Linked DNA regions of Mus musculus: regions 2 and 3 are each linked to region 1. The links are chromatin loops, found by intact Hi-C in ENCODE. Cell type or tissue: left cerebral cortex. All regions are shown on one strand. Each heading gives the region's core, and the rest is flanking DNA. Links, peaks and the distances in the headings are about the cores only.

Evidence for each region. Peaks named below come from ENCODE experiments on the same cell type or tissue, not always from the same donor. Only the 100,000 strongest peaks of a DNase experiment are listed, where the experiment ranks them.
Region 2: a loop joins it to region 1, with 7 times the contacts of the local background. A loop is called at or near these places in 23 of 42 quality-filtered maps.
Region 3: a loop joins it to region 1, with 9 times the contacts of the local background. A loop is called at or near these places in 25 of 42 quality-filtered maps.

Annotation. Positions count from the first base shown.
Region 1 is chr4:139,082,402-139,089,666 of GRCm38, reverse strand. Nbl1 (NBL1, DAN family BMP antagonist) reads left to right here. Exons shown (of 4, transcript NM_008675.2): 2 at 4,019-4,213; 3 at 4,315-4,426; 4 at 6,065-7,265. The coding sequence starts at 4,047. The coding sequence ends at 6,322. Among named protein-coding and RNA genes, the nearest start is that of Nbl1, 6.9 kb to the left of the region's middle. In left cerebral cortex, for the core only: CTCF peaks have their summits at 3,430 (motif pointing left) and 5,744 (motif pointing left); DNase peaks (open chromatin) are centred at 3,423, 4,222 and 6,194.
Region 2 is chr4:139,283,854-139,291,118 of GRCm38, reverse strand. Capzb (capping protein (actin filament) muscle Z-line, beta) reads right to left here. Exons shown (of 9, transcript NM_009798.4): 7 at 4,025-4,090; 8 at 3,287-3,363; 9 at 1-116. The coding sequence ends at 29. Among named protein-coding and RNA genes, the nearest start is that of Slc66a1, 23 kb to the left of the region's middle. In left cerebral cortex, for the core only: CTCF peaks have their summits at 1,908 (motif pointing left) and 3,450 (motif pointing right); DNase peaks (open chromatin) are centred at 1,892, 3,445, 3,842 and 4,737; H3K27ac peaks cover 3,557 bases.
Region 3 is chr4:139,248,740-139,256,004 of GRCm38, reverse strand. All of the region lies in intron 2 of Capzb (capping protein (actin filament) muscle Z-line, beta), which reads right to left. Among named protein-coding and RNA genes, the nearest start is that of Slc66a1, 58 kb to the left of the region's middle. In left cerebral cortex, for the core only: CTCF peaks have their summits at 2,146 and 3,836 (motif pointing right); a DNase peak (open chromatin) is centred at 3,846; H3K27ac peaks cover 587 bases.

The sequences.
Region 1 (7,265 bases), core at 1,334-6,333:
CACATGTGGGTATAGCTCCTGGCTGGACCTCAGAGTCATGTGGGGAACACAGATAGACAGCCTGTTCAGGCCATACCCCTGAACGGATTGAATGGTCTTTGGTGTTTTGATTCTGCAGGCTAGGCCCCGGGCTTCTATCTCCCTGGTGAGTGTCAGGGCAGCTGCAAGAGTCTGGCAGGTGTGCTGAGAGCTCAGCCCTGTGTGTTCACAGCTCCGCCCCTGGCATTCCTGAAGGGCCCTGTCAGTCAAGGGAAGCTACCACAGTGCTCTCTGCCCCCTTCCTGCCTGGGAGAGATGGGCAAGTCTCTTCTCGACCTGTGTGAGATGCATGGGTCACCCTGTGGGGGCTTCCTTTCTGCATGAGTGCCAATTCAGGGAAGGCAAGGTGCTCCCTGTGGGGAGCTAGAAAGAAAGCCTACCCCTGTCAGAATCTAGAACCCTGGGAGAGTCACTAGAAATATCCGCCCCATCCCTGGGTCTGAGGTGTGGCACCTGTGTAAAGTCCACCTGCGCTAAAGATGGCACTGAACTACAGGCGGGACACTCCCCTCCCACACCCAGATCCCAGGAACCAGGTTCGCTGTGACCATATGCTCATCTTTGGGGCTCTCACTCTTGTCTATGGAGCCAGGTTTCAGATGAAGCAGTGGCCGAGCACCAGAGTTCTGACAGGGAGAGGAGGGTTCTATCCCAGCTCCCCGCTCCCTGGACACCTCTCTCCCCATTTCCCCTTCTCTCATTTCCGTGAGCCTTCTACCCGCACCCACCTGCCCGGTAACTGCCAGCCCACCTGATTTGCTCAGGATCAAGCCTTGGCTTTTCCTACTGTCAGGACATAAAAGCTCACACAAATTCCAGCTGCCCTGCTCCCTACACCCCATGTATTCCTGTTCTTCATGTAGAAACAGCGGCTGCATTAGACCCGCATGTTATCCCCTCTTCTGGTCTTTGTTTTAGCAATCAGGAGATTCCTCCCTCAACCTCCACCAGTACCCATCTGTAACCCTCTGTTCAGCCCAGAATTATGGCCTTCCACCCCCCTCACTCAGCCACATGTCTGCATTTCCCCTGTGGGTAAATGTAGGGCCCTCGGGCTCTACCCTTGAGATTCTCTCTCACCTTCCTCGAAGGTACCCAGAAAGGGAGTGTCAGCTACAGGGAATGAAACGGCCCACAAGAGGACATGGCTCTTCTCTGGTGCTGGAAGTGTCTTGGGACAAGCTCTGCAGAGCCTGGGTGTTGATTGGACAGATGACTGACTGACTCCGGTCCTGCCCTGGCTCTCTGGCACTCTGTGTGACCTTCAGGGTGGAAGCTATGAGAAGCTGGGTGAGGCTCTGAGGGCCCAGGAAGGGAGAGTCTAACCACTGTGTAGACAGACACGAGCCACTGAGTTGCTGGTTGAGAACATAAACAAGTGAAATGAACAGAAGATGCGGTGGTAGGCAGGTGGAGGGCACCATGGTCTCTGGGTAGGGTGTGAGCGGTAGAGGAGGGGCTTTCCTAATGGCAAATTTTGCCTTCCTTCCCACATTGCCCAGCTTTACTCATGGTCCTGGAAAGTGAGGGTGGTGGTGGGTGCTGGATGCTGGTTACTGAATGGGTGCTGGGTGCTGAGTGCTGGATGTTGGATACTGGGTGCTGGATGCTGAGTGTTGGATACTGGGTGCTGGATGCTGAGTGTTGGATACTAGGTGCTGAATGCTGGGAGTTGGATGTTGGGTATTGGATACTGGGTGCTAGATGCTGGGTCCTGGGTATTGGATGTTGAATGCTGGGTGCTGGGTGTTAGATGCTGGCTGCTGGGTGTTGAATGTTGGGTATTGTATAATGGGTGCTGGATGCTGGGTACTGTCCTAGGAACATGCCAGCTCTGGGAAGGAGCAGTGTTTCTCCTTTACACAGGGAAGTAGGCTGTGAGAGATGAAGTCTTTCTTACAGCCACACAGCTCTTAGGCTGCAGAATCTGAACACTGAGAACTCCAGGGACAGCGGGCTGGTCTACTGGTGTTCTGGCTGCTGTCCTGGGGAGGTCAAGGGTGATCCCAGTGTTCTGCTGCCAGGCCCTGGTCAGGGTGTGGTGGGTTGGGGCATACCACTCTTCTGAAGGGTATGGCTAATCCTAGTTCCCCATGGGCCATCTGAAAAGGAAGACTCGTTTCTCCTTAACTTCTGCCAGCTCTAACAACAGAGACTGCTCTCTGGGCCAGGGACACTGCAAATGTCCCCTTATCCTGTCTCCAGGTAGCTTTGTGGTCAACCTCCAGGCTGATCTTCACTTTAGCCAGTCCCCATGTTGTGGCAGCCTTAAGCCTCACCCTCTCCGAGTTCTGGGTCCAAGTCAGACTCCCAAATCCATCTTGACTGCTGTTGAGACTCAGCTCAAACCTCAAACCTAACTCCTACTGAGACTTTTGCTTCCCTTCCTACCTGGGTCTTACTCACTTCCTGCCTGTCATGAGCAAGAAAGTGTCACAGAGTCAGGTGACACAGCAGGGACTTTCTGATGCCTAGAGAGGCTAGCCCCGCACAGGGAGGGCCCTGGAGTTCTGGTCTTTTTCTATGGGTTCTGGACCGCTTTAGAAGGCCAAGGTCATACATTGGCTCAGGTTAGTTCCTGGGAGTGGGAGGAGGGGGATGCAGGGGCTCTATCGGGAGCAGGAGGCTGATGCTGTTGAGTTGCAGTTAAGGAGTCCAGTCAGTTCCTTTAGGGTGTGCTTGCTCTAAGAATATAGGTTTGCTGTAGATCTTGTTGGTGAGTTTGGATTGTGCAGATCACAGCAGAAACTTATTGGGGTTCCACTCCCTCAGTGCCCCTGGATTCTCACTGTCCCCTCCATAGATACTTTTCAAAATACCTGCTTCCCCACTCCTGGTACCTGGCTTACAGAGGACTAGAGGAATACATCCCTGCTCCTCTGCCCCACAGGCAAGCGCATCCAGGCCCCTCTGGGGACTGAACTAAGACACAGTTCCCAACTGAGCTGGGTATAGTCCCTGGCTGAGTCTATCCGAACCACCCTGGGAAAGCGTGAATCTTATCGCAGCTGGCAGCTTTCACACTGTAAGTCCCCAGGGAATTCTGAGACACTATCAGGTGTGAAAGTGCCATTTATTTTACAGGTGGAGGACAGGTAGAGAGGAACTGAGACTTGAAGATGGAGGGTCACAAAGCACTAGACAGACAGATCCATCCCTTTCTTCAGTGTCCTGTCTCAGAGGGGTCAGGGGGATGGAGCCTTTGGAAGCACTTTCCTTGGTATAGGTCTCTCTGAACTCCCCCGTCCACTATTTCTGAGGTGTGTGTGGGGTGGGGTAGGGGATTGGGTGAAGCCTACAGAAGATAAAGTTGGGGAAGGTGGCAGAAGTCCCCCTCTGAGTGTTTCCTTTAAACACAGACTTCTGTCCTGCAGCGCCATCTAGTGGCTGACTGGGAAATTTAGTGTTTTACTCCTGAAGCAGAGAACTCTGTAAATAGTCTGGGGATAATGATGTGTGCTACACCCTGGTGGAGAATCATAAGAAGAAACATATCTGAGTGGTATAGAGTTGAGTATCGATGTCTTTTTAGGAGGCATGGACAATAGCCAGCCGTCTCTAAGGCTGTAATCAAAGGATTACTTCGGGTTTATAATTTGAGGGATTCGATCCAGAGCCGTCGTGCAAGCTAGGCAGACACTGTACCACTGAGGGGCATTCCCAGTCTGACATTAGTAACTATCCTACTGAGGACCGTTCAGTCTCCCCAGCGCTGGCAGGTGCGATGCTACATATAGCTGCTTCTGACGTTTAGAGAGGTCTGAGGTGTATTTGGAGCTGGCCATAGGGTAGGTGGGATCAGGAGAATTAGGAGTGCAAAATCATCCTTGGGTACAGACTTAATTGAAGGTCAGCCTGGGCTACATGTGCAGATCTGACTTTGACTCTTGGGATCAGAGTCCATGTTTGGAAGGCACCTCTGCTCCTGAGCACCTAACCTCCGAGGCTATACTGCACCTCACCTGCCACCTGTGTTTAGTTCCAGGGCTCCGGAGGTGACGGGCACAATGCTTTGGGTCCTGGTGGGGGCCGTCCTCCCTGTCATGTTGCTGGCTGCCCCGCCACCTATCAACAAGCTGGCCCTGTTTCCGGACAAGAGTGCCTGGTGTGAAGCCAAGAACATCACGCAGATTGTGGGCCACAGCGGCTGTGAGGCCAAGTCTATCCAGAACAGGTGGGCTCTGCAGGGAGGAGGAGGGTGAGGACAGGGACCGAGGGAGCCTTGAAGACTTCCCATCCCTGGAGATCGGGGCTCAGTGACATCTCCTCCCACAGGGCGTGCCTAGGACAATGCTTCAGTTACAGCGTCCCCAACACCTTCCCGCAGTCCACAGAGTCCCTGGTGCACTGTGACTCCTGCATGCCGGCCCAGTCCATGTGGGAGATTGTGAGTACAGCTGCCCAATCCCCGAACTGTAGCAGCAGGACTTGGATACTTACCGTGCGTGCAGGCTGCAGAGTTCTACTGCTGGGGATACGCATGGGGTCCTTGCTCCAGGGCTTTTCAGTCTGACACCAACCTGTAGAAGATTCTAGATACGTCTGAGGCTCCACCCATGTCACAGACATCACAGTTCTTCAGTCTCCACACACTGTTACCAGAATCTATGCCTTTCTCTGCCCCACTCAGCCCTATTGGTTGGGCTCACCAGTTTCCTGGCATTATCTTAGAACCTGCCACCTCTTCAACAGCTTAACACGTACCAAACTCACCTCACATTAGCCCTTTTACCTGCTCTGTTCTTTCCACCCCAGGATCTTTGCATATGATCTTTGCTTTGCTCTGAACTGCCACCCCTCCACCTTCCCCCTTTCTTCAGCTAGTTAACTTCTACTGGTTCGTGGCTCTTGGCTCAAGTATTATTTCCTCAGGGCACTCTTTCAAACCCTCTGACCCAGTCAAGTTGTGCCATAGGCTCTCAAGCCCTGTGTGCCTTTGCTTTGGGCAGTTGTCACATGAACAGTTTTCCCAACATATCAGACACCTGAGCTCCACCTACACCTGTGCCCCACCTGCACCTGTGCCCCACCTGCACCTGTGCCCGCGGTCATGGAGTAGATGCTCTGTAGAAGAAAGGAGGGGGAGGGAGGAAGACAGTTGGAAACAACTCTACAAGGCAAGAGTTGGGGTGCTAAGGGGGTTGCTATAAAGTAAGCCTCACTGTGTCGGGAGCTTGGGATGGAGCTCAGACCCAAAAGTTGCCCAGAAGTTAATTGTGCAGAGTTTGGAATCAGTGGGAGGATGGGTTGAGCCAGAACTTTCTATGAAGAAGGAAGGACATCAGCCAAGTCTCTGGGGGCAGATCAGGCAGTTAGAGTTACTGTTGGTGCACCAGGGTCTGGCATGGTGAGGTCAGCCAGGACCAGCCTGAAGGTCCTGAAGACCTGAGAAGAGCACAGTGTGTGTGTGTGCGTGTGTGTGTGTGTGTGTGTGTGTGTGTGAGAGAGAGAGAGAGAGAGAGAGAGGGAGAGAGAGAGAGAGAGAGAGAGAGAGAGAGAGAGAGAGAGAGAGAGAGAGAGAGAGAGAGAGAGAGAATTTACACCCACTCCTATGCCCGGGGGAATGGGTAGGAGGGGTAGGGCTGTGTGTAAGAAGATGAGAGAGGGGGCTGGAGAGATGGCTCAGTGGTTAAGAGCACTGGCTGCTCTTCCAGAGGTGCTAAGTTCAATTCCCAGCAACCACATGGTGGCTCACAACCGTCTGTAATGGGATCTGATGCCCTCTCCTGGTGTGTCTGAAGACAGTGACAGTGTACTCACCACATGTAAAATAATCTTTCTTAAAAAGTACATTAAAAGAAGAGATAGAGGAGGAGAAGGGAGAGAAGGAGGAGGAGGGGGAGGAGGAGGAAGAGGAGCCCTTGCAGGGGCTCAGTCCCCTCGTGCCCCTCCAGATGGGTTCACAGAGCACACTGGGCTGTTGCAGGGTGGATTTTTGGTTCCCAAAGATGTGTTGTTATTCCTGGGGTCTCTCCACTGCCCAGACTTCAGGAAACATCCCTTTTCTTCCTCCTGCTCCTCCCAGGTGACCTTGGAGTGCCCTGGCCACGAGGAGGTGCCCAGGGTGGACAAGCTGGTAGAGAAGATTGTACACTGCAGCTGCCAGGCTTGCGGCAAGGAGCCCAGTCACGAGGGCCTGAACGTCTATGTGCAGGGTGAAGACAGCCCGGGCTCCCAGCCTGGACCACACTCCCATGCCCATCCCCACCCTGGGGGCCAGACCCCTGAGCCCGAAGAGCCTCCTGGAGCCCCTCAGGTTGAGGAAGAGGGGGCTGAGGACTGAGGGCCCCCAACTCTTCCTCCCCTCTTGTTCCCTGTGGAATGTCGGTCCCACCCTCCAGGGAAGAGGGAGGGGATAGGCAGAAGCCCCCCTCCCCCTTTGGCACTGGATGGACTTGGAATGCTGCCTGGTTGTCATGGAGATCTGAAGGGAGGGGCTGGAGCCAAGCTGCACAATTTAATATATGCAAGATGGGGGAGGAAGCAGACAGACATCCGCAGGACTTTTCTTTTGGAAGGTGAAGTGTGGTCTTTCCTTTCGGCCTTCTAGAGAGATGAGCCCCCCACCCCCACCCGGGATAGAGAGGAAATGGGCTGAGCTGCTGAGGATGAGTGAGATCCTCAAACAGGGCAGGCCCAGGCCAGGACCCACACAACTGATGGGGGCAGGATCCCCAGTGATGGGTCCAGAGTGGGAATCAAGTCCTTTGCTGAAGGACCTATGTGGGAAGACCGCTTGCAGAGGTCGGAAGCTCCAGTCCCATAGGTTTCCCTAACGACCTCCCTCACTCCCCAGTGCCAGGGAAGTAACCCCTTCAATGGAGTGGCTTAGGAGTCAGGCTGGGGCAGGACCCTGCTGACTCAAGTGCCAGAGTGTCACTGAAGAAGAAAGAAGATCCCTCCCATCTCTCCCTCTGGAGATCTTAGCTCTCTGCTCCCCGTGTTCTGGACCCTTTAGGGAAGTAGCTGCAGCCAGCCCTGCTGTCTTTGGGGCCGGTCTTTCTGAAAGAGGTGATGGTCCATCTCCATCACCTGGGACCATAGTGGACAGGAGGCCCCTGCATAGGGCCCCCACTGACCTCAGCTTTCTCTAGCTCCCTAGTCTAGCCACTCCTCCTTCCCAGCTGCACTTTAACCCTAGGGCAGGGCAGGTGGCAAGGAAGGGCCCTCTGTCCCCTGATATGCTGGTACCATTGTTTGTGTCCAGGGGATGCCAGCTCACCTCC
Region 2 (7,265 bases), core at 1,164-6,163, 200 kb before region 1:
GTGTCCGGTTAGCGTGAAGCAGAGGTCTTCAACACTGCTGCTTTCTCTTCAAGGCCTCCACCAGGTCGTTCTTAAGCGCTTCTTGCTTTGATTTGTCTGCAAACGTCTGCACAGACCTGCGGGGGAGGAGAGAAGACATCAGCAGGCACAAGGGTGAGAGCGAGGTGGCCGGGGCCACTGTGGGGTGCCAGGCTGCAGTCTGTCCTGGAGAGCAGGAAGGGGAGCCCAGGCCTGCACCTCAGTACCTTGCTGCCATCATGGACAGAGGTCATCTCTGCCCAGGCTGTGGGTGACCCGGCCTTTAGGTCCATGGATGGCGATGCAGGCCGCAAACTGTTGGGAGCTTTCAGAAACCACGCAGCCTGGGCCTTTGCCCTCACACCTATTGCCCCTTTGCTAGCAGAGAGGTGAAGGCTCTGGATAGTGAGGACCTTTTAATGAAGTATCTACCCCACCCTCTCTACCTGCAGCAGAGGCTGGCTCCTTACCCTGAAAAACCAGGTGTAGCAACCCCTCTTCCCTACCAAATTCGTAGGAACCTGCCTCTGCATGGCTGAGCCATGGGATCAAGACAAGAGCTTCCGCTGCGTGTGAGTGCAGCTGGCTGCAAACCCAGCCTGGCGGTGGAGCCCTGCACGCCTGCATTCTAAAAGGCAGTCGTTGGAGAGGGACACTCTGGGCCTGCTGTTGCCCACTGGGTTGGTAGGGAAGCAGCTAAGGCTTGGAAACTGTTACAATGTACCAAGTGCTTGGCACACACATCTCAGTCCTCAGAAGCCCTCAGGGTGGGTCCTCATTAAGCTGATTTCCAGACCAGGCAAGGAAGCAGAGCTGGAGAGGTCCCGATGGTTCCTTTCACGACACATCGGTTAGTTGAGAGCATACTAAACTATATGCAGCAACTGTTGAGGGCTCATAAGCGGTGGAAGAGGCAGGGCACATGCTCCGGCAAGCGGCTCAAGTTCACAGTGAGAGCTCTATCGGAAGTCCATCCTCCCTGCTGAAGTGGGGGGAGGTGAGGCGGATGGGACAGAGAGAGACGGTGGAAGTGCCTGAGGAGTCTTCAAGATGGTGAGGACAGGACCTGAGCTGAGACGCCACTGATGATGTGTGAGCTGCTGCCACTCAAGGATCCCTTTGTCCTCTCTGGGGCTCAGGATCTCAGGCTAGCCTAACAGTGAGGAATGGCATGCGGGCTCAGGCAGAGCTGGGGTCAGGCCAAGGAGGGGGCACATGTGGCTGACGGGCTGGACTCCCCTCAGGGCACCTCCAGCTGGTCTGCTAGGGATGGCAGGAGTATCCCTTAGAAGGGTTTTCTCCAGTGAGAGGCCTGGAGATGCCATCCAGGCTAGAACTGCAGTCTGCTTTGGACCTGAAGTCAGCACATGGCTCAGACCACTGTGGGAGGGGAGTCCCCAGCTTGGAGCCGCAGTGTAAATCCCAAGGTCCTTGCCTGGGCTGGGCCTTTGGTGTTCAGCCCTGGGGCCTGTGGGTCCTACGAGCCTTGGTTTAAAGCCTCCCCCTGAGATGCTGGCTATATCTGTATCTGTCTTTGTCATAAGCCAAGTCATGGTTGTTGGTCATTGTCAACAAGCAGGATTGTTTCCCTTCCCATCAGCATGGCCTGCTGGGACAGCTGCAGCTCATTAAGGGAGGGTGTGGGCACAGAGGGCCCAGCAGTGGCCAGCCTGGAAGAGTGTTGGCCCGGCTTAGGGGGAGCGCTCAGTCACTCACAGAAAATAAGAGGGAGACCACCTGGGATGTAGCTTGGGGACTGTAAGGTTCTTGGTAGAGGAGGCGGGAGGATCTGGCTGTGCTGTGAGACCTGAGTGAGCGAGCCAGCAGAAGGCAGGGCACACAGCCCTTGCTCCTTGAGCCAGTGGAGTGGGTGCACCTAGCACCCTCTGCTGGAGAGGCGGAGATAGTGCCACGGATTGAGCTTCATCAGGAGCAAGAGCTCAAACCTGGCTTTTGCCCAGAGTGCAGAGCACACACACCACACACGCGTTCACACTACGTGGGGCTGAGACTATGCGTTAATGTGGCTGCCCAGCAGCTGTGAGCAGACACAGGTTAGTGGCAGGGTCTCAGCAGGTTGGTGAGTCCTGTTTAGTGGGGAGGCCTCACGCCCTTCAGACAGGATACCTGGGTCGGCTCAATTATCAGGCTGGATGTAGACCTGGCGCTGGGTCAGCACTTGAGAAAGTTCCCTCTGCAACTGCTTAAACTTGTGGTTGTCGGGGATAGCATCAAGAGATCTACAGAGAGTGTTCAGAGAGGGTGAAGCCACAGCAAGAGAGCAACAGCAATGCCGAACAAGAACCTGGCAGCCGTGGGCAAAGGCAGAGACAGGAGAAGGCCACCACGACACTGGAACTGACTGCACACCACAACCACAGTTGGCAGTGGCCCCGGTCTTTAGGGGTTCACACCCGACCCCACACAGGCTCAGATGTTCCTCGTGTTTTCCTCATTACTGGGAATGGAGGAGTCTGGCCTGGCAGGAGAGGGTGCATTTGGTGCCACAGGACCCAGTGTCAGGCCTGACAGATCAGATACTCAGGACCACTGGGGACCAGGAGGGGCTGTCTTACCTAAATAATGCTGCTGGGTGAACTCACAAGTTACACCCCGCCTTTCTGTTGGGTGCATTAAATTCTGGGCCAGGGAATGACATCAGAAGACTGGGCCCCACAGAGTCACAACAGAGCTGGACTGCAGAGCCCTCCCAACCCTGCTCTCCTAACCCTGTCGGCACCCTGCCTCCCGGATGGGACAAGGCCACCGAGAAAGGAGTGGGGAAAGAGGAAAGAGCTCAGACAGGATCCTGGCCACATGACTCCAAGGCCAGTGCTATCTCAGTCCCTCCTCAGTTACTTCCCCTCTCCCCAGCTGGGTCCTGCCTCCCACTCCCACTCCACTGGAGCCAGAGGCCAGTGAGTCCTGCCTGCTTCTGCAAAACACAGAGCACTAGACAGCGGCAGGAGCTTTCAAATGGAACCTCAGGCCAGGCTGCTCAGCTCTCTTCAGTGTCTTGAGATCTGTGTGGGGGCCTCCCAAACCCAACTCCAAAGGGCCTGGGCACATTCTGTAGCCAGCCCGTGGCCAGCTCCACCATGCAGGTATCAAAGCTTGCTGTGGTCAGTGAGCCCAGAGACCAGACCTGGTAGAGGTCATAGAAAGTGCTGAGCCAATTTCTGAGCCTTTCAAACTGCAACTGTGAAGCCATCCCTGACCTCAGCTCGCTAAGGAGTCTGGGACTGCAGCCCCAGGTTTGGCACATTACCTCAGCCCGTTGACGATGTCCTTTGTTTTTCCAAAGTAGATCTCATTCAGCGTGCTTCGGATTTTGTTTTCCATGTCCTGGGAAGGGAGGTGAGTCAGTGGAGCCAGCCCACAGGAAACAAGGCCCACACCCACCTGCAACCTCTCAGCCTGCAGTCCCTGCCTTGGCCACAGGGTGGAGCTGTGGGGCCACTCCCCTGTGTTGAGAGCCAATGCCAGGCTGCCAGAACCCCACCTATAATTTGTGTTTTGGGTCTTTCTTATCCTTAGGCATGGAGGAAGCCAGCACCTAGGGGCTGATGGCCAATTCTGACCACTGCCGGGAGTGGGTCTAAACCACATCACCAGAGCACTGCCTGGCCACCATCTCTGTGAACAGTTCTGTGAAACCAGAGAACATGTCTCCAGTCCAAACAACACCTCGCTCTTCCAAACGGGACGTGGTGACAGGCGAGACTGCAGCAGCCACAAGTGAAGCTGCTCCAAGGCCCCTGGTGTTCCAACGATCTGTTTGCACCCCGAGTTCATCACTGTTCACACACAGCGATCAGGGGAAACAAGGCCGAGCAGAGGCGCTGGGGTGGGTGGGCCTGGAGCCCGGCTTCACTTGCTTCCAAGTCAGAAGAAAACTCAGAAAACTGTAGGCAGGGCGGGAACGGGAACAGCTGCAGCACAGGGAGGCAGTGGAGAGCAGGCAGGCCTGTGCGGCACTGGGGCAGGGTGAACCTGGACCACTCACCTCCACCAGGCGCCCGATGTTGGCTATGTGTGGGGAACAGTCACTCACAGTTTCGTCTTTCTCCATCTGCAGAGATACATTGTTTAGTCAGAGAAAGCTGCAGCTTCAGAAAGCAGCCTGACACCACCAACTGACCAACACACCTGCCCTCCAGTCCTCTGCCCCAGGTGGCTGACCCTGTGTGTCACGGTCCTCTGGCAGCTGGTGGCTCTGTGGAGCTGTTGTTATAAGGCCACTTTTCTAGCACCAATGACTTAAGTGTTGGGTTGTAAACAGCCTGGCCAGCAGACCTGAAGTCCTACCATTTCTAGGCATGGCCTGCTGATGCCGCTCTGAGGATGGGCCTCCCACCTAGCTCCTAGGGCCACAACAGGGAGGGCAAAGGCCACCCTGGCCATCACTTTGGCCTTGCCTATCTTTACATCACTCCTGCAGCCACAGGTAGAAACTGCTACTCAGATTCGGGTGTGGCCTGGTTTGGCATTGGAATCCTCCCATATCCCATCATTGCCACATCTTGACTGGCTAGCCCAGTAATGGCAGCCATGGACCCTGTCAGCTAACACCTGGCTAGGAGGGACTCCCAGGCCCTATCCAGCATCCCCACCACTCCAAAGTCAGGAGCTAGCGGTGCAGGGGAATGTGAGACTCCTGGGTTATAAGGCACGAGGCCAACAGCCAGCTCAGCGCATGAACGGAGGAGCTGGCAGGGAGATAAGGGGACCTGCTGCTGGGTTCTGGTTTTCCTATGGTGAGCTTTACCTCCCTGACAAGGGTGCAACAGAGAGAAGAGAGCAGCCCACCTTCAGATTCACAGGGAACCAGGAGAGTACTGAGTATTTAGAAGCTAAACATGGGGGCTGAAGGCTCAGTGGTTAGGAACACAGGCTGCTCTTCCAGAGAACTGGGATTCAATTCCTGGAACCCACATGATGGCGTGTAAATGTCAGTAACTTCAATCCCTTCCTCCTGGATGGGACAAGGACTAGTGAAGCCAGGCTGTATGTAGGGGGAATCCCAGGACGCCAGCAGGGCTGAGTGGCCTGTCACTGCATATGGCAGAGTGGCCCAATAGGTTCTAACAGACAGGCACCTGCTTATACTACAGTTAGCGCTGGACCACTGGGGAACAGTGGGGTGATCATTTAGCACCGTGCTGTAAGCTGAGAATCTAGTTAAGAGTAATAGGCTGGACCCAAGGGCCTCCCAGAGCCACATGACTCTGCAGAACAGAGTTCTGGTACTGGCAAGGGATTTGACTAAGAGCTGCTGAAAGGAGGTGGTGATGCAGGCCTGTGAGAGCCATCGGTACCTTGGTCCCCGAGTCTAGCTCCTGAACTTTGCCGGGCATCCTTTGGCTAGAGGGTCTCCGGAAGTCTTAGACTGTGAAGACACACAGCTGGGGAGCACACCTCAGAGAAAGGACAGGGCTTCTCACCCAAAGGAGTTCTTAGAAACCAACATCCCACATGGACCCCGTGTCCAGCTTCAAGACTGCTCAGAGCTGCTCCAGTGGGGGGTTCTGATCAGTGACCTGCACCCCTCCAGATCAGACTCTCTCAGTCCTCTACTTTATGCAGAGGGAGATTCTTGCCTCTACATGGGAAGGGATGAAGGCTTTGAGGTCTCTCAAGGGCCATTTTAGTGAGTGGTGGCAGCCTGGGGTGAGCACAGCTTGAGGGGTGAAGGGCTCTTCCCACCAGGCAGGTGAGAGCGACTCAGTGCCTCGCCACATGCTTGTGCTTCTGAATCAAGAGCCACCTTCCAGCAGGGAAAGGCCGGAATCCTAGACCCTCAAAGGAATAGTGTGTGTGTGTGTGTGTGTGTGTGTGTGTGTGTGTGTGTGTGTGTAAGGGGGGGGGGTGGACTCCTCAGGAGCACACAGCGGTCCTCAAAGCTCAAGCTCCCAGCTCACGCGGGCAGTTTCCGTAGCCCCCTTGCCGTCCCCACGGCAGGCCTCCGTCCTCCCACACCTGGCTGGGGTCAGCTCGCTGGCAGCGCTGGCCCACCAAAGCCAGAACTGTTTTTGCAGTGCATATATCATTACACCCTCGTAAAAGAAGCTGCCAGAAGGAAAACATTTTGATGTTCTGTGGCGGCACAGATGTTCCCCACGGTGGTTCCTACGGAGTCTGGAGTCGGGGACCAGCTCGCCTGTCTCCATCAAGACTCTTTCCTCTCTCTGGCTGAGATGGGGAAGAGGCAAGCAAAGCAAGGGCTTGAATGTGGCAGCTGTGGGCCTCAAGGGGGGGCAGACGGTTTCCCACTGCCACAAGTGTCTTTCCTCGCCGGCCAGCAGCGAGGTGGCTGCTTCGAGCTCATGCCCAGGTGCAAAGGGCCCTGCTCACCTTGGCATCTATGTCCTTGCCTGTGCTGCATGCTAAGCTAATGAACATACACGCGATGCCAGCGCATGCTTAGCAGCACACAGCCCTTGTTAAAGCATGCACTGTGCCCAAGTATGCCCAGCTTGCGCCATCGACGCGAGGCTGTCAGGCCAGGATTAACCTTGCCACCTAGCCAGATACAGTGCTCACACAGCGCCCACCCTAGGAAGGAGGAGTGCCCGACTGAGCTGGACCTGAGGAGGCCTCTTGGGCTAAGGAGAGAATCAGATTAGCATGGAGTCGATAGAGCACACAGAACTTTAGAAAGCGTAAGGTCTGGGGCTGGAGAGATGGCTCAGTGGTTAAGGGCATTAACTGCTCTTCCGAAGGTCCTGAGTTCAAATCCCAACAACCACATGGTGGCTCACAACCATCCGTAATGAGATCTGACGCCCTCTTCTGGAGTGTCTGAAGACAGCTACAGTGTACTTAGATATAATAGTAAATAAATTAAAAAAAAAACATTAAAGAAAAAAAGCATAAAGTCTGTCTGCTCACATGGCCATGGAAGGACAGGGCTACAGCCTGGACCACGTTCTGGAGGAGTCTGAAGGCAGCTTTCCTTTTTTTCTTTTCTTTTGGTTTTTCAAGACAGGGTTTCTCTGTGTAGCCTTGGCTGTCCTCAAACTTAGAAATCTGCCTGTCTCTGCCTCCCAAGTGCTGGGATTAAAGGCGTGTGCCACTAGGCCCAGCTTGACAGTTTTCCTTGAGACAACCTCACTGGGGGTGGGGTGGATATTAGATATGTCTGCCAGGAGAGCCAAGGAAAAACCACAACTCAGGGTTCTCAGGTTCTGGGAAGGATCCAGTTCGACCTCTTCCGCCCTCTGGCGGCCCAGCGCCCCTGCCTTCCA
Region 3 (7,265 bases), core at 1,164-6,163, 170 kb before region 1:
ATACCTCCAGCCAAAGCACGACATGCTTGTTTTCAGAACATGGTTCACGCGCACCTGTGCATTCACCCAACCAACAGGCAAGGTCATTTTCAAAGTTAGCTTTGGTGACATCTCTCTCTATCACCTCTAAGTGCCTGTTTGGATGTTGAACCAGGTATCACAAAGCATGCTTTTTACCTAAGTGCTCCTACCAGGGCACAAAATGGGAAGCTGTTACCTTAATTTACAGATTACAGAGTTAAGACCCAGAATCATTAAGCTGTCCAAGGGTCACACCAACAGCCAGCAGTGAATAGAGAAATCCAACCCTAGGCTAGGTGACTCCCAAACTCCTTCACCCTGTCACTCTGGTCCCTAAGGACAGCGAGCAGTAACGGTACAAAGCTCCTCCCAGCCCCCACTGCAGCTTAGTTATAGCTAGAGCCCTCCACCTGGGACACCCTAGTTGTAGAAGCAAAGTTTCACGGCTTCCATGAGGCAGCCAGGCATGAGGCACTGGCTGAATTTTATGGGCGCGGTGAAATGACCCTGGCACCTTCATGCTGCCCTTCGTGCTGTGGCCTGCCACTAAGAACCCACCTGTGCTACTGGGCTGCTGCTGGGGTCTCCTTACAGATTGTCAAGTCCTGTCTTGAGCCTCCTAGTCCTCTTTGTCTGTCCTCACTGTCTGGGTAGCAATGCTGCCCTCTTCTTCTTCTTTTTTTTCTTAAAAGATTTATTTATTTGTTATATGTAAATACACTGTCGCTGTCTTCAGAGACCCCAGAAGAGGGCATCAGATCTCATTACAGATGGTTGTGAGCCACCATGTGGTTGCTGGAATTTGAACTCAGGACCTTCAGAAGAGCAGTCAGTGCTCTTAACGCTGAGCCATTTCTCTGGCCCCGCTGCCCTTCTCTGTATCTCAATACACCTTGCTGCTTCAGACAGCGGATGCTGAAGGATGCTTGGGAAGACAGATCTCCTTTAGCAGCCAGGCTGGCAAGACGATGCGAGCTGCAAGGAAAGAGGCTCCATTCCTAGCTGGCACAGGAATGTACGTTTGTAATCCTGGCTGTTTAGGAGGCTGAGGGAGAAGAAGGATTTAAGACCATGAATTCCACATCAGTATGACCAGGCCTGGTGGCACAGTCCTAAATATTTGGGAGGCTGAAGCAGGAGGATCCTAAGTTCAAAGACTGGCTGGGTTGTACAGTGAGTTTCAAGCCTACTTGAGTAACTTAAGACCTTGTGTTATGAGAAAACAGACATCCGGGAAGATAGTTCAGTGGTAGAGTGCTTGCCTACTGCACATGAGGTCCTCAATTCAATTCTCAGTGTCTCAAGTTACCAGCAAAACGAACAAATAACACCACTACCAAACCAAAGCCCCAAGCCCAGCCTGAAGAGTCACAGTAATGACAGAAGGACAGAACCAGGCAAACTATGCCAGAGACTAGCCACCCCTAAAGAGCTAATCCCAGACTTCTGCAAGCCCACGCCTCCAAACAACCACAGAAGAACATACACTCAACTGAGCCCTTACCATGGCAGCACACAGTGGAAAACTATGGAGATCGTGCAGGACATAGGATGTGCCCGAGCACACAAGTACCTAGGATGGGTCACAGACAGCTAGTTGGCTCTGCCTGCTCAGGTCCCTAAAAGACAAGTTCTTAAGTTGGGCCATATTTTCAAGTTCTGTTTGCATCAATCCCTCTTCTGATAAAAGACAACCTAGTCTAGAATGACACTGTGCTGTCACTGGAAACAAGTACAGACTATACAGTGTGGCTATACAGTGTGGGAGCAGCTGCCCTAGGCACATGGGGTGTGCGCATGCACATGCGTGTACATTCGTGTACCATGTGTCAGTCCTGCCCCTCATCCTGTCCTCTATCCACCTTCTCAACACTGGACTACTAGCCATCTCCTCTACATGCTAGTTTGTATAAAAACCCTCCCCATTGAGAGTTGGTGCAGAAACTATAGGCTGCTGAGTTAAACTGAATTTTGAGTCACAAGGAAGACGGTTCCAGTTTGACCACCCCTCTAATGTTACACAGGATAGCTGTTTTTAGTTGTTCAATCTAACACTCTGCCATATTCCCCGAGTCTCCTTCAGACCTGTCCCTGACTCCCACTTCTCTCCAGGCATCGTGGAGTTCCACCAATGGACAGCAGAGGACCCTGATTGCTCCTGAACTGGCTGTCCTAATACCAGCAGAGACTCGGGAGACTGTGCCCAGGGAGCCATGAGGGGACCCCAGTCAAGCACCATGTCCCATCAGCTGCTGAGGGTCTCAATCTATGCTTGGGTCCCATGGGAGCAGGCATTGAGGTCTTTTGCCTGAGAGCATGCTGGAAAACAATGGCTCTGTGAGCCAGTCAGTTATCTAAATCTGCGCCTCAGCTCTTCCTGCCCCTGGCTGTGCCACACTCTCGGGGTGTCAGAATCTGCAGTGATCAATGAGCTGAATGACCAGGTCCAAACACCTGAGTCTACTCCGTGCTCCAGCACTGTGAGGAGCAGAGCCAGCATAGACTGTGTTTGGCTGCGCTCCACACTGCCTACGTGACCTACCCCCATCAGCTTTTGTGTGGAACGTCCATCTAACAGCAATGGTGCTGGCCAAACCGGGCTGCTGAGGGTTCAACTTAATTTCCAGTGACTTGGAATAGTAACGCTATACGTCTGTTGGGACAGGCCCTGCCTCCGCCCTGGGCATTCTCACCTGGGTTTGGGTTCAGTCCAAGCACAGCAAAGGCAGCTTTAATGGGAGGCAGGACAGGCACATGTCTGTAGTCCAAACTACCCAGGAGGCTGACTCAGAAGGATCATTTGACTCCACTGAGTTCAAGACCCACAGAGACAACATGGAAAAAACCAGACAACAGTGACGATAAACCATAGAAAAGACGAGTTCTGTCACCATGGGTTCCAATCTATTGCCATCACTCCTTTATCCCCAGGACAGGTTTTCACAGAGACTATTTTTTTCTTTAAGACTATATTCATTCACTCACGCACTCACTCACCCACCCACCCACTCACTCATTCATTTTTTAAGAAAGTGCCCGTGCCATAGTGCAGACACTGAGGTCAGACACCACTTGTGGGAGTTGGTTCTCTCCTTCCACTACGTGGAACCTGGGAATCAAACTCAGGTCTTCAGTCTCGGTGGCAACGCTTTTATGCACTGAGCCATCCTGGTGGCCCAGAGACCTCTACTTTAAAGAAGAGGCACACGGGGCCTGAGAAACAAGCTGACCCAAGTCACACAAGCCAGCGTCTAAGGAAGGGACAGGGACACAGTTCAGCTCGGTTGAGAGGTAAATTGCAGCACTGCTCTTGCCCAAATGGCGTGTTTTCCTACTATCTAACCCAACAGCTGATCGCATGAAAGCGGACACAAATCAGAAGCTTCCGGCCACAGGCAAGGCCGTGTGCGCTGTCATATGGTTCCACTTTGCCTCTTCCTCTTCTCCATTAGTTATTAATGTTGAAAAAAATTGTTCAACCAGAAAAAGAAACTTGAGATGAACCCTTAAAAAAAAAAAAAAGGCACAAAAGCTGGAGTGGTTCAGCTCTCCGGATAATCTAATTCCCGGCGCCCTCGCCTTTCAGAAGTGAACCTTTGGACCTTGATTTTTTTTAAAAAAATGGCCAAATGAACACATTCCATCTTTTGATCTGCCTGCTGGCTGGGAGCCCGCCACCGGAGAGATAAGGATCGAAAGCAGACCCTGTCCACTCGGGTGCACATGCACATGAGTGATGGGGAGCCCGTGGCTGGGGAGCGTCCTGGCTTGCCCCACTCCAGACGAAAGGGTTGGGTGCCAGAGACCTCGATGGCCAGCAGGGGGCTCTGCTTACAACCCGATTCTTCTGTTCTCCCAAGGCCCTGAAGTTATGCTTTTAAGAACTGAAACAATGAAAGCAGCAAGAGTGTCCTAGAGGTGCACATGCCAGCGCTGGAACACAGCACACAACGAGAAATCAGACACAGGTCCCAACTCTGCTCTGCCTCTGTCAGGCTCCTAACCTAGGAACTGGTTTGGAACCATGGAAGAGACTAGAGACAGGAAGACGCACACTAGCAGGACATCTCCAGACTGCCAGAGCAGGAAAGAAACCTGAAGACACTAGGTGAGGCTGGGGCAAGGGGGCCAGCACAAGAATGACAGGAATGGTAAGGAAAACAGGAGGGGGCACCACACAGCTCTGCAGCTAGCAGCCCTGCAAGGCACACAGCAAGACCCAGAAGGCCAAGAAAGCAAGCTGTCCCAACCCAGCTGAGCTGGGAGGACAGGGGAGGAAGGGGACTGAACAGCAGTGTCTGTGTTTACCCACTACCCACTGAGCAGGGCCTGCTCTCTGTGCCCAATCCCAGCACACATAACAGGGTGTGGTCCCAGCTCCTCCAGGCCCCACCTCAGGCCTTCACAGAACATCAGATTCCTAAGCAGAAAGACATACTATAAACCTCATTTGAATACCCTGCCCTGTAGGGTCCTTACTAATACCATTATATGTACCTGTCAAGCGTACCCTTCCCAACTTCAAAATGCTAAGTGAGCCACGAACCTGGCTTTGAGACAGCTGGCAAGATAGTCTTGCTCCTAGATGGCTGCCATAGTGGGCTAGTACTCTGGTGACTGAGGGCCCAGAGCAAATGGAGACGACATGCCCAGCACTGATGCAGAGCTCTGGACAAGCCATGGAGATCCGGCTCCTTATAACAGAAATGAATGGATCAGGACGGGCTTACGTTTTCCAAGGCTGGTAAGTTACACTCATGGTGCACCTTAGTGATTCTGGCTCGGGGAGAGGGGGTGTGGCCCCACACCCTTTTGTCTATCTTCGGGCTCCACCAGCACAGGCAATCGGGAAGCTCTGGCTCAGTTTTAGACCTTGACCATTTCATGGCCAAGGATTAGATAACTTTATCTCTACAGTCACCCAGGACAGGGTTCTCAAAAGCTCACTGCACGCACTCTGTATAAAGCAGTTTCTGTGAGTTACAGACTGTGGAGGCCCTGCCCCTCACCAAGTACAAACTGCACATGCCGAGGGCCAGGAGGGAGTGTCACAGTCACACCAGCTTTTCCCAGTTCCAAGTTCAAATCAGACCCGTTCATCAACGCCAGTGCTAAGCAGCTAGCACCTAATCACTACAAAGCAAACAGGGCCTCATGTAGCCCAGGTCCGCCTCAAACTTCCTATGTAGCCAAGGAGAACTCCGAACATGTGCACCTCGTGCTTCTTTGTCCTGAATTCTGATTATGGGCATGCAGCATAACACCCAACCCAAGACTTTATGCACACTAACCAACTAACCAGGTAAGTACTCTGACCTTCCTTTGACACATGCTCACTATATAGCCTTGGCTGTCTTGGAACTCTGTGACTAGGCTGCCTCCCAGGTGCTGTTAAAAACATGTGGCACCTCTCCTGGCAAACACTTCTTAATATGTATGGGTGTTTTGTCTTCATAAGTGTCTGTGTGCCATATATGTACAGTGCCCGCAGAGGCCAGAAGAAGGCATCAGGTTCCCTGGAACGGGAGTTACAGGCAGTTGTGAACTACCATGTGAGTCCTGAGACGAACCCAGGTCCTCTGAAAGAGCAACTAGTACTCCTAACAACTGAGCCGTCTGTCTCTTCAGCCCCACATGGACTTTAAAGGGAAGTGGGAGATGGGCAAGCCCTGGCTCCTTCAAGCATCCCAGCTCCACATTCCTCTAACAACGGCCTCCCCCAGCTGCCCAGCCCACATTCCTTGCAGCATGCAGTTCAAACATTCAGGGGAAGGAGACCGAGCATGTTATACTCTTACCAAATATTTTTACCTGTTTCCCAAACCAAGCCTGTTTATGAATCAATCTAGGCGCTCCTTGCCCAGGACAGAGTCTGCCAGCTTGGAGAGGAAAGACTTTCTGCCTCTGGTCTTTGGAGGAGGCCCCAGCTCTCTAACTCACTTTTATGTTCTTGTTTTTTTCCTTATCAATCAAAGTGTGGAATCTAAGTTAAGGGAACATTCATCAGACCCTCCTGGCTAGGTGCTCCCAAGTACATTCTTTGCTTTCCAACAGTACCAAAGGCAGGTCTCGAACAGGAAAATCTTGTGAGGGCAAGACCCAAGCCAGGGTCTCCATTCAAAGGAGTCCTGTCCATCAGCCATCACAGCGCCACCTCCTCCTCAGCTTTACCTGATCCCCAAGCCACCTATGTCCCGAATTGAAGCCAAAGCGGGGCTGAGCACTCTGGTTCCTTCCTGGAGCACAGACAAAGCAAAGTCTAGCCCTCGATCCGCTCTCGAATGGTTTCTCAAGCATCACCGGAAACAGCAAAGGTTCTCAGAGCGCCCCTGCCACCTTCCAATGTCACAGCAAGCGCAAATTAAAAAAAGACAAAAGCAAAACTAAAAAACCAGAGCCTTTCTACAATTCCAGAAACTTACATTTCTTACACGCAGCAGAATAAAAACCAACAGGAGGCCGACGGGGAAGTGGCCCCAAGCAAAAAGGAAGGACTTTGGAGACTTGCTGAGCGGCAAGCATTTAGGAGCGATGGAATCTCAAACACTAACACAGAAAGGCAAAAGAGCCCTGCACAGTTAGGAGCCCTTTAATTGGGCAAGATTTGCAAGGCCTGTGGAACTCTGGCGAGCCTCTGGAGTGGAAAGCATGGGGACCAATGGGAGCCACCGACTTCAAGTTCTCTTAGATACACGCCTGAGAATGACACATGGCCCCTGCCACGCTATCCCTTAAAGGCCACAGAGGACCACCTGGCCGAGGAGCCGGACTGTGCTCTTCCTCCACGGGCACCTTCAAGTCTGAGAGGGAACACTCACTCTCCTGCTGTTTCTGAGAGAAAGAAGGTATGAGAAAACTGGGAGCTGGGGTTCTGACAGTCATACATCCCCATGCACAGGCAGAGGATATAAAACTGCACAGAAAAATGGTACGTGCAAGATGGCTGCTCCTGACCTACCATGACCTTCCCAGGCCAGCAGGCCCCACAGCAGTAGGCTCTCAAGGCTATGCTTCCATGCTGTGACTAACTGTGGATCATCAATATGAAAATGAACGTGTGCCCACTGCCTGCTAATGACCAGCACAGCACAGCATAGCACAGACGTGCATCTGCTCCCACCCAGTCTCTGTCCAGCCACCCCACCCCACCGCTGCTCATCCTCAATGTCTCCTCCTCCCACTCCATGCAGCTTTCCGTGCCCCCACCCATCAAGGTGGATGAAGCCAGTCACTCAGAGGCACCC